2 separate regions of the Homo sapiens genome follow, and region 2 is linked to region 1. A link is an interaction called in ENCODE POLR2A ChIA-PET data of the cell type or tissue named here. Cell type or tissue: B cell. All regions are shown on one strand.

Region 1 (5,000 bases):
AACATGTTTGGAGACGTGGAAATGTTTGCAGACATATTTAGTTGTCACAACTGAAAGACGGGAGTGTGCTACTGACAATAGTGGGTAGAGGTCAGGGATACTACTCAATGTCCTATAGCGCACAAATGTGCTTGCACGCACGCACACACACACACACATACCCCACCACCACAAACAATCTAGCCCAAAATGTCAACAGCACTAACGCTGAGAAACCCTGCCGGACCACAAAAGCAGTGTGCATTCAAAAGAGGACATGAGTCTAATACCCCTCTCATCCCTTCATCAATTTACAGAGACGAGATTGTTAGTCACCTTTATCAAATATCCCTTATATAGATTTCTGAGGAAACTGAATTTCCACCAAAAAAACAGAAGAAGCTATTAGAGGCAGCTTGGCACTGCCCACAAATGACAATGAAAAGGGTTACAGTATGTTCCTGGGAATAGACCTTTTTTGTATGTATTTGGATGCCTGGAAGCTAAACATTTAAAACAAACCCAGTAACAAATCCAGGCAGGCTGAAGCCCCTGACAGAAATGTGTTTATTACTTCTTTGTGGGATGGAACATATAACTGGGAGAAATTTGATTTTCGTTTATCAGTCTGGTACCTGACTGCTAAGAAAGCTAAGAATCAGAAGAACTAACTTCTACTACCAGGTCTGCTACTAGCTAGCTGTAGGACTTCCTTGGAGCTCCAAGGAGTCATTTCTCAGTGAACTGCAGGGAGGATGGCTTTGAACAGGAGGCAAAGCAGGAAAGGCTGTGGGCCTCCCATACCCTGCTTCAGTCAGAACAGCTCCCCTCTTCCTTGCTATATTTCCTCCAAGAAAAAGCTTGTGCTGTTTCTAAAAATAAGATCCAAAAAACAACATAAGTGATAATATTGTAGGCCTGATATTATATTCAGAGCTACCTAAGTAAGCCTTTTGTGATCCATCCTAGCACTCATATCTCGTTATGGTATGTGTATGTTTATATGTTTGTTTTCCAGATTACAGGTCATTTATCTTGGCCTCCTACTGCCCAATTACACACCAGTCAGGGTTTGTTGACTGAATGAATGATTTCCAGAATACAAGGTATTCTCAAAATTGAGGCATTCTCAAAGTGCTGATGACAGAGGGCAATTAAAGGTGAATCTCAGATATAAGAATAATGGGCTGGGCGCGGTGGCTCACGCCTGTAATCCCAACACTTTGGGAGGCTGAGGCAGGAGGATCACTGAGGCCAGGAGTTTCAGACCAGCCTGGGTAACATATGGAGATCTCTGTTGCTACCTCCCCCCAAAAATTATAAAATTAGCTGGATGAGGCTCGGCGCAATGGCTCACACCTGTAATCCCAGCGCCTTGGGAGGCCAAGGCAGGTGGATAGCTTGAGTACAGGAGTTCCAGACCAGCCTGGGCAACATGGTGAAACCCCATCTCTACAAAAAATACAAAACTTAGCCAAGCATGGTGGCACATGCCTGTAGTCCCAGCTACCTGGGAGGCTGAGGTAGGAGTATCACTTGACCCTGGGGGTGGCGGCTGCAGTGAGCCAAGACCGTGCCACTGCACTCCAGCCTATGTGACACAGCAGGACTCTGTTTCAAAAAATTTTTAAAAATAAAATAAAACTAGCTGGATGTGGTGGTGAGTGCTTGTGGTCCCAGCTACTCGCGAGGCTGAGGCGGATCACTTGAGCCCATGACTGTGCCACTGCAAAAGGAAGAAAGGAAGAAAGTAAGGGAGGAAGGGAGAGAGGGAGGGAGGATGATGGCTGCCTAGTGACTAAACACTTGGTGAAAGATAAGAATGGCCTTGTGGGGGGAATAAGCATTTGATGCTTTGTGCTCGAGTAACTCACTGTTTCATGTGTGAAGGGAAAATGCTGCATTACATTGGTCTTAAACTGGCTTCCTTACATTCCACAGATATGACTACTAAGAGCGTACCTTTTAGATTTTGTTTTATGGTCTCTGAAAGCCTGATTGGTAGCATAACACTGTGTTACTTGCCCCCTCCTTATATAAAGAAATGTATACCAGCCTGGGCAACAAGGCAAAAACCCTGTCTCTACAAAAAAACTACAAAAATTAGCTGGGCGTGGTGGCACATGCCTGTCATCCCAGCTACTCAGGAGTCCTAGGCAGGAGGATTGCTTGAGCCCACAATGGTGGAGGTTGTACTGAGCCAAAAACACACCACTGCACTCCAGCCTGGGTGACAGAGTGAGATCCTGTCTCAAAAAAAAAAAAAAAAAGAAATGTACAGGCACATTTTTAACAGTCATGGTAGCAAATGCTTGCCAGCCTTCTCCACTCAACGCATACACAAACCACTGACTCCTTGATGTCTACATCTGTGAAAAAATATCCAATGTCCCCCAAGTTGTCCTTAGAGTCTGGGTTTCATAGCAGCAGCAAGGTCTCTTCATGTTGTTCTCTAGGGAAGGGGTCAGCCACAAAAAGGCAATAGTTATACAACTTTGTAACAAACCCACATCCTGTATCTATGTACATTTTAGAGGAAACACCAAGGCCTTAGGTTATCATTATTGCAAAGGAAAATGCTACAGTTATCATAATTTACTGAAAAAAAAATAAAAAATCCCAGCAGTTTGCTGTAAAACTGTGTAACTTCCTGTCACAATCTTCTCCAATGGGGCAGCACCCACAACTATACACATTAAAGTGAAGTTTAATGTCCAAGAGTTTAATTCCTTTAATTCCCAAGAGTTCCCAGAACTGGTCAAACATCATTATCTCCATTAATCATTATTCAGAGGAAATTCAAATAGCCCAGAACATCAACTACTGACTGAGGACATGATTAGGCAACAATGAATGAATAGCTTTAGAAAAAAGCAGACATAATGGAAAAGGCAACTGTCCAACAGCTCAGGCATTCTCCAGGGCTGTGAGAGGTATACTCAAGCCTGTTTTTTTTTTTTTTTTTTTTGAGATGGAGTTTCCCTCTCGTTGCAGCGAAACAATGGAGTGCAATGGCACGGTCTGAGCTCACTGCAACCTCTGCCTCCCGGGTTCAAGTGATTCTCCTGCCTCAGCCTCCTGAGTAGCTAGGATTACAGGCATGCAAAACCACACCCGGCTACATTTTTTTTTTTTTTTTTTTTTGAGACAGAGTTTCGCTCTTGTTGCCAAGGCTGGCATGCAATGGCGTGATCTCCCCTCGCCGCAACCTCCGCCTCCCGGGTTCAAGCAGTTCTCCTGCCTCTGCCTCCCGAGTAGCTGGGATTACAGGCATATGCCACCGCGCCCGGCTAATTTTTTTTTTTTTTGAGACGGAGTCTCGCTCTGTCTCCCAGGCTGGTGTTCTCAGCTCACTGCAACCTCCGCCTCCCGGGTTCACGCCATTCTCCCACCTCAGCCTCCCAAGGAGCTGGGACTACAGGCGCCAGCCACCACGCCCAGCTAATTTTTTGTATTTTTAGTGGAGACGGGGTTTCGCCATTCACAGGATGGTCTCGATCTCCTGACCTTGTGATCCACCCGCCTCGGCCTCCCAACGTGCTGGGATTACAGGTGTGAGCCACTGCGCCCAGCAATTTTATATTTTTAGTAGACATGGGGTTTCTCCATGTTGGTCAGGCTGGTCTCAAACTCCCAACCTCAGGTGATCCGCCCGCCTCGGCCTCCCAAAGTGCCGGGATTACAGGTATGAGCCGCTGGGCTACGCCTGGCTAATTTTGTAGTTTTAGAGGTCAGGCTGGTCTCAAACTCCTGATCTCAGGTGATCCGCCCACCTAGGCTTCCCAAAGTGCTGGGATTACAGGCCTGAGCCACTGTGCCCAACTTCTTTTTTTTTTTTGAGACAGGGTCTTGCTGTGTTGCTCAAGCTGAAGTGCACTGGGTCAATCAGAGCTCACTGCAGCCTCAACTCCTGGGCTCAGGTGATACTTCCAACTTAGCCTCTCGAGCAGCTGAGACTACAGGCATTCACTACCATGTCTAGCTAATTTTAAAAATTTTTTTGTAGAGACAGGGTCTCACTATGTTGCCCAGGTTGGTCTCGAACTCCTGGGCTCAAGCAATCTTTCTTTGGCCTCCCAAAGTACTGGGATTACAGGCGTGGGCCACCACGCCCAGCCTCAAGCCCTTTTTCAAACAAAACCCTACACAAATGGCCAATACAAAAAGGAAATAAGTGAGCTTCCATACTTAAAATGAGGAGGGAAAGAGAAAGGGGGCCAAAAGGGACTGAGCTCAGCTCCTCATTCCCCTCAGGACCTTGAGCTTGGCCTAGTTTGCTCAGCTGTGGTCTAGGAGACATAAGATATTCAATTAAACATTTGCTGGCTACCATTTCCCACTACCTGTGCTAAGTGACCAGTGGCTCTGGGCACGGTCTCTTATCTTAGGCCTGTATGTCCAAATCAACAGTGGGAAGCTGGGCCTGGATTAGCCACTGTTCCCAGACCTGACCTGCCCAGAGTTTTCTGGCAGCTAGGCCAGAGCTCCCTCTACTCTTTCACATATCATTTCCAGTTGCCCACTAGTTCCTTGAAAAGTTCGTGACCTTCCAAAAAACCATGTAGTTTCTGTGTCTTCAACTCACCTCATCCCCAGCATTGGTACTGAGCTCTAACCCTGTATTAGGGACAGACATACTCTAATCAGCTGTCCTTGACAGACCTTGAGCTTCAAACACTTCTGCCTCACCCACACTAGCCAGTTAAGTTGCTGTGGCCTCAGCAGTCCTCTCCTAGGAACCAGATTAGACCACTGCCTACACATGGGGACACGCTGTCCTTTGGACAAGTACTCAGGCAAGTCCCTTGACAGTTGGTGTTTGGTAAAAGGCTGTTTGTTTACAAAGGAATGTCCTAGGGTTTCTGTCTTTAATCTACTCAAATACTTCCTTTTTTGAACACAATTTGTGTTTGAAGACACAAATTAAGAGATGTGTACTTTTGAAGATGGGAAGAAAGGGTACTTGTCAGAACAATCCTTATCCTTTTTTGGTTGCAAATCCCTTTCAGAATCAGAGCAAG
Region 2 (5,000 bases), 300 kb before region 1:
TCCCAGCTACTCGGGAGGCTGAGGCAGGAGAGCGGCGTGAACCCGGGAGGCAGAGCTTACAGTGAGCCGAGATCATGCCACTAAACTCCAGCCTGGGTGACAGAGCGAGACTCCGTCTCAAAAAAAAAAAGAAAAAAAGGAAAAAAGAAAAAAAAAGGCCAGGCATGGTGGCTCACTAATCCCAACACTTTGGGAGACCAGGGTTGGTGGATCACTTGAGGTCAGAAGCTTGTGACTAGCCTGACCAATGTGGTGAAACCCCTTCTCTACTAAAAATACAAAATTAGCGTGGTGGTGCACACCGGTAATCCAGCTACTTGGGAGGCTGAGGCAAGAGAATTGCTTGAACCCAGGAGGCGGAGGTTGCAGTGAGCCGAGATCGCGCCACTGCATTCCAGCAAGGGCAACAGAGCGAGGCTGTCTCAAAAACAAACAACAAAAAAAGAAACAGCTTATCAGAGAGACAGTAAGGCAGGGGTGAGGACCACAGTCTGGAAAGCACATGGCCTATTTAAAGAGGGCATCTCAAGTCAGGGTGATAACCTCTAAGATACACCGGAAATCTAGATGTTTCTGTAAACCAGAAAAAGGCAGTAGAGGGTGAGCACACAGACTCAGAGCGGCAGAGACTCTGCCACCTCCTCACCTGACCCTCTCTTATCTATCAGCTTGGGGTAGTAACAGCACTTACTTCACAGGGCTTGATTATTAAACAAGTTAACATCTTTGGGCTCCTAGAACGATGCCATGTGCAGAGTCAGGACTGGGTAAATATTTGCTAAAGCAATCTCTTCATGTTTTTGACGCTGCAACTTAAAACACATGGCGCCAATCGTGGACACGGATATCCCGCTAGCCAGCTGTGGGGCCTGGGTTTGCTCACCCCAGCAGAGTGGTTGAGGGCGTCAGCTTGGAGGTGGGAGCCCAGCTGACGAGGGGGCCTTGGGCCCCTGGTTCTACTTGGGGATTATTGTATTATTAGGCTGGGGTCATTGTGGGGATTAGAAGGGTAACAGCTCCTGCTCCTGCTGCAGAGAAGCCTCCAGGTGGGGGTCACAGCAAGTGCAGATGGAGCTCAGATTCTTCGGTTAACTGTCACCCTCTCCCCTCCCCCATCACACACACCAGGCCCTGCCAGGACAAGGCAGCTCCTGGAAGCTCCACCAGGACCCACGTCCACCAGGTGTCACAGCAGGCTGCTTCTCTCTCTCTCTGCCCCCCGTGGGCTCTTCGCACCGCTCCCTCCCAGCCATCTTCCCTGCCTGACCTTGGTCTCTCTCTCTCTGTCTCCGTCACCTTCATGCCTGTGCCGTCTTTCTCGCTCTCTATCAACTCTGCTGTGTGTCCCCCTGGGGAAAGTGGGGGCACCTCCTCCTGAGCCCCCTGCCCAAGTTTCCTGCTGGGACGGGAGCCACTTCACCCCATACACACTCCCTGAAGCCCCTCCAGGACTCCAGCCTGGCTGCAAACACCCATCCTGGACTTTGCCTGGCCCTCCAGGCTCTGCTGGGGGAAGCGACCTGAGAGGCCCCTGCCTGGGCTGTAGGTGGGGACAGGGCAGACCCTTGGGCAGCGGAGCCTCTCTGGATGGGTGTTGAGGCACCCTGCAGAAACAGCTCCCCACAGGCACCCTTGCCACACCCCTGGGACTACAGGCACTTAGGGTACACCAGAGGCATGAAGTGTGGAGGGGGTTGGCCAACGGCCAAGCTCAAATAGGGGTTCAGATAGGAGAGGTCAATGTGGGCTCCTCTGAGCCCCAGTGACCCCCTTCTCCCCACCCACCTGGTGACAGGCATCTCGAACCCTTGGCCCCCATGGACCCCCTGAGGCGCTCCCCCTCTCCCTGCCTGTCCTCGCAGCCCTCCAGCCCCAGCACCCCACCCTGCGAGATGCTTGGTCCTGTGGGCATTGAGGCTGTGCTGGACCAGCTGAAGATCAAGGCTATGAAGATGGGGTTTGAGTTCAACATCATGGTGGTGGGTGAGTGAGAGGTAGGGCCCACGGCAGGACAGACCCACAGTGCTACGCGTGCCTGGGCGTGTGGCCTCACCTTTGGCAGCCTGTCGCCCCTCCCCATCTCTTAGGTGGGCCTGATAATAGCACCTCACAGGGATGTTGTCATTGAAAATTTGAGAAATGCTGAGTCATTAAAAGACAAAAATGTGCCTGGAGCGGTGGCTCACACCTATAATCCAGGGTTTTGGGAGACTGAGGTGGGTGGATCACTTGAGCTCAGGAGTTTGAGACTAGCAAAACCTAATGTCTACAAAAAGTACAAAAATGAGGCCGGGCATGGTGGCTCAAGCCTGTAATTCCAGCACTTTGAAAGGCCAAGGCAGGAGGGTCACTTGAGGTCAGGAGTTCGAAAACAGCCTGGCCAACATGGGGAAACTCCGTCTCTACTAAAAATACAAAAATTTGCCAGGCGTGGTGGTGGGCGCCTGTACTTAGGAGCTACTTAGGAGGCTAAGGCAGGAGAATTGCTTGAACCTGGGAGGCAGATGTTGTAGTGAGCCGAGATTGCGCCACTGTACTCCAGCCTGGGTGACAGAGCAAGACTGAAGCAGAAGGATCCCTGGAGGCCAGGAGTTCATGACCAGCCTAGGCAACACAGCAAGACCCCATCTCTACAAAAAAAATTTAAAAATTAGCCAGGCATGGTGACATGCACCTGAATCCCAGCTACTTGGGGGGCTGAGGTGGGAGGATCGTTTGAACCTGAGGGTGGAGGTTGCAGTGAGCTGCGATCACTTGAGTCTGGGTGACAGATTGAGACCCTGTCTTAAAAATTAAAAAACAGTGCAAGGCCGGGTGTGGTGGCTCACGCCTGTAATCCCAGCACTTTGGGAGGCTGAGGCAGGCGGATCATGAGGTCAGGAAATCAAGACCATCCTGGCTAACATGGTGAAACCCCGTCTCTACTAAAAATACAAAAAAATTAGCCAGGCGTGGTGGCGGGCGCCTGTAGTCCCAGCTACTTGGGAGGCTGAGACAGGGGAATGGCGTGAATCTGGGAGGCGGAGCTTGCAGTGAACCGAGATCCCACCATCGCGCTCCAGCCTGGGTGACAGAGCGAGACTGCGTCTCAAAAAAAAAAAAAAAAAAAGCAGTGCAAAAATCAGCTGGGTATGGTGGCGTGTGCCTACAGTCCCAGCTACTAGGGAGGCCGAGGTGCGAGAATCACTAGAGTCTGGGAAGGTCGAGGCTGCAGTGAACGGGGATTGCATCATTGCACTCCAGCCTGGGTGACAGAGTGAGAACCTGTCTCCAAAAATAAAATAGAAAAGTAAAGAGTTAGAGAAAAACTGCCTAAAACGCCCACCCTAACTGCTGTCATCCGGTTGCCACTCCCAGGGCAAAGCGGGCTGGGCAAGTCCACGATGGTGAACACGCTGTTCAAGTCCAAAGTGTGGAAGTCAAACCCACCGGGCTTGGGGGTGCCCACACCCCAGACGCTGCAGCTGCATTCACTGACCCATGGTGAGTGAGCCCCTGCCCACACCTCACCCCACCCTGCCCCACCCCATCCCACCTGGGTCCAGTCTCTCCCGACTCTGCTCTCCCTCCACAGTCATAGAGGAGAAGGGTGTGAAGCTGAAGCTGACGGTGACGGACACGCCCGGCTTCGGGGACCAGATCAACAATGACAACTGGTAGGTTCTCTCTCTTTTTTTTTTTTTTTAGGCAGAGTTTCACTCTTGTCACCCAGGCTGGAGTGCAATGGCATGATCTCGGCTCACTGCAACCTCCACCTCCCAGGTTCAAGTGATTCTCCTGCCTCAGCCTCCCGAAGTAGCTGGGATTACAGGCGCCCGCCACCACGCCCAGCTAATTTTTTTTGTATTTTTAGTTGAGATGGGGTTTCACCATGTTGGCCAGGCTGGTCTTGAACTCCTGACCTCAGATGATCCACCCGCCTCGGCCTCCCAAAGTGCTGGGATTACAGGCATGAGCCACTGTGCCCGCAACAAGTGGTGGGTTCTCAAAGGTGGGGGCCAAGCCATGGCTGTCCCCTCCTGTCCGTGCCCCTCCCCCTTCAACCTTTGGGAAACACCCCAGACCTGGAACAGCCAGGCTGTGTGATCTTTTTTTTTTTTGAGACAGAATCTAGCTCTTGTCGCCCAGGCCAGAGTGCAGTGACACAATCTCGGCTCACTGCAACCTCTGCCTCCTGGGTTCAAGCAATTTCCGGCTAATTTTTTTTTTTTTTAAGACAGACTCGCTCTTGTCACCCAGGCCAGAGTGCAGTGGCACAATCTCTGCTCACTGCAACCTCCGCCTCCCGGGGTTCAAGCAATTCTCCTGCCTCAGCCTCCCAAGTAGCTGGGATTACAGACATCCGCCAACACGCTCGGCTACTTTTTTGAATTTATTTAGTAGAGACGGGGTTTCACCACGTTGGCCAGGCTGGTCTCAAACTCCTGACCTCGGGTGGTCCGCCCACCTCAGTCTCCCAAAGTGCTGGGATTACAGGTGTGAGCCACTGCACCCGGCCCAATTTTTGTATTTTTAGTAGAGACGGGGATTTCCCCATGTTGGCCAGGCTGGTCTCGAACTACTGACCTCAGGTGATCCACTTGCTTCAGCCTCCCAAAGCACTGGGATTACACGCATAAGCCACCGCACCTGGCCCTGGTTTCATTTTATTTATTTATTTATTTATTTATTTATTTATTTATTTATTTATTTAGAGACAGTGTCTCAGTCTGTTTCCCAGGCTGGAGTGCAGTGGCGAGATCATGGCTCACTGCAGCCTTGACCTCCCCAAGCTCAAGGACCCTCCTGCCTCAGCCTCCTGAGTAGCTGTGACCACAGGCACGTGCCACCCCACCGAGCTAATTTGTGTATTTTTTGTAGAGTTGGCGTTTCCCCATGTTGCCCAGGCTAGCCTCGAATTCCTGGGCTCGAGCGATCCTCCTGCCTCCGCCTCCCAAAGTGCTGGGATTACAGGCATGAGCCATCGGGCCTGGCCTGACACCTGTTTTTAAAAGGATCTG

What was found. ChIA-PET counts read pairs that join two places held together with the same protein. Peaks named below come from ENCODE experiments on the same cell type or tissue, not always from the same donor. Only the 100,000 strongest peaks of a DNase experiment are listed, where the experiment ranks them.
Region 2: POLR2A ChIA-PET joins it to region 1 with 7 read pairs; 2 of 35 experiments call an interaction of 5 or more read pairs at or near these places.

The regions. Positions count from the first base shown.
Region 1 is chr16:4,486,075-4,491,074 of GRCh38, reverse strand. The region is part of intron 1 of HMOX2 (heme oxygenase 2); the gene reads right to left. The region is part of intron 1 of LOC124903636 (a long non-coding RNA gene); the gene reads left to right. Among named protein-coding and RNA genes, the nearest start is that of HMOX2, 12 kb to the right of the region's middle. In B cell, no CTCF peak of the experiment used is centred here; no DNase peak of the experiment used is centred here; H3K27ac peaks cover 513 bases.
Region 2 is chr16:4,784,463-4,789,462 of GRCh38, reverse strand. SEPTIN12 (septin 12) reads left to right here and starts at 1,118. Exons shown (of 10, transcript NM_144605.5): 1 at 1,118-1,183; 2 at 1,796-1,983; 3 at 3,358-3,483; 4 at 3,575-3,656. The coding sequence starts at 1,818. It also overlaps a transcript of SMIM22 not described here. In B cell, no CTCF peak of the experiment used is centred here; no DNase peak of the experiment used is centred here.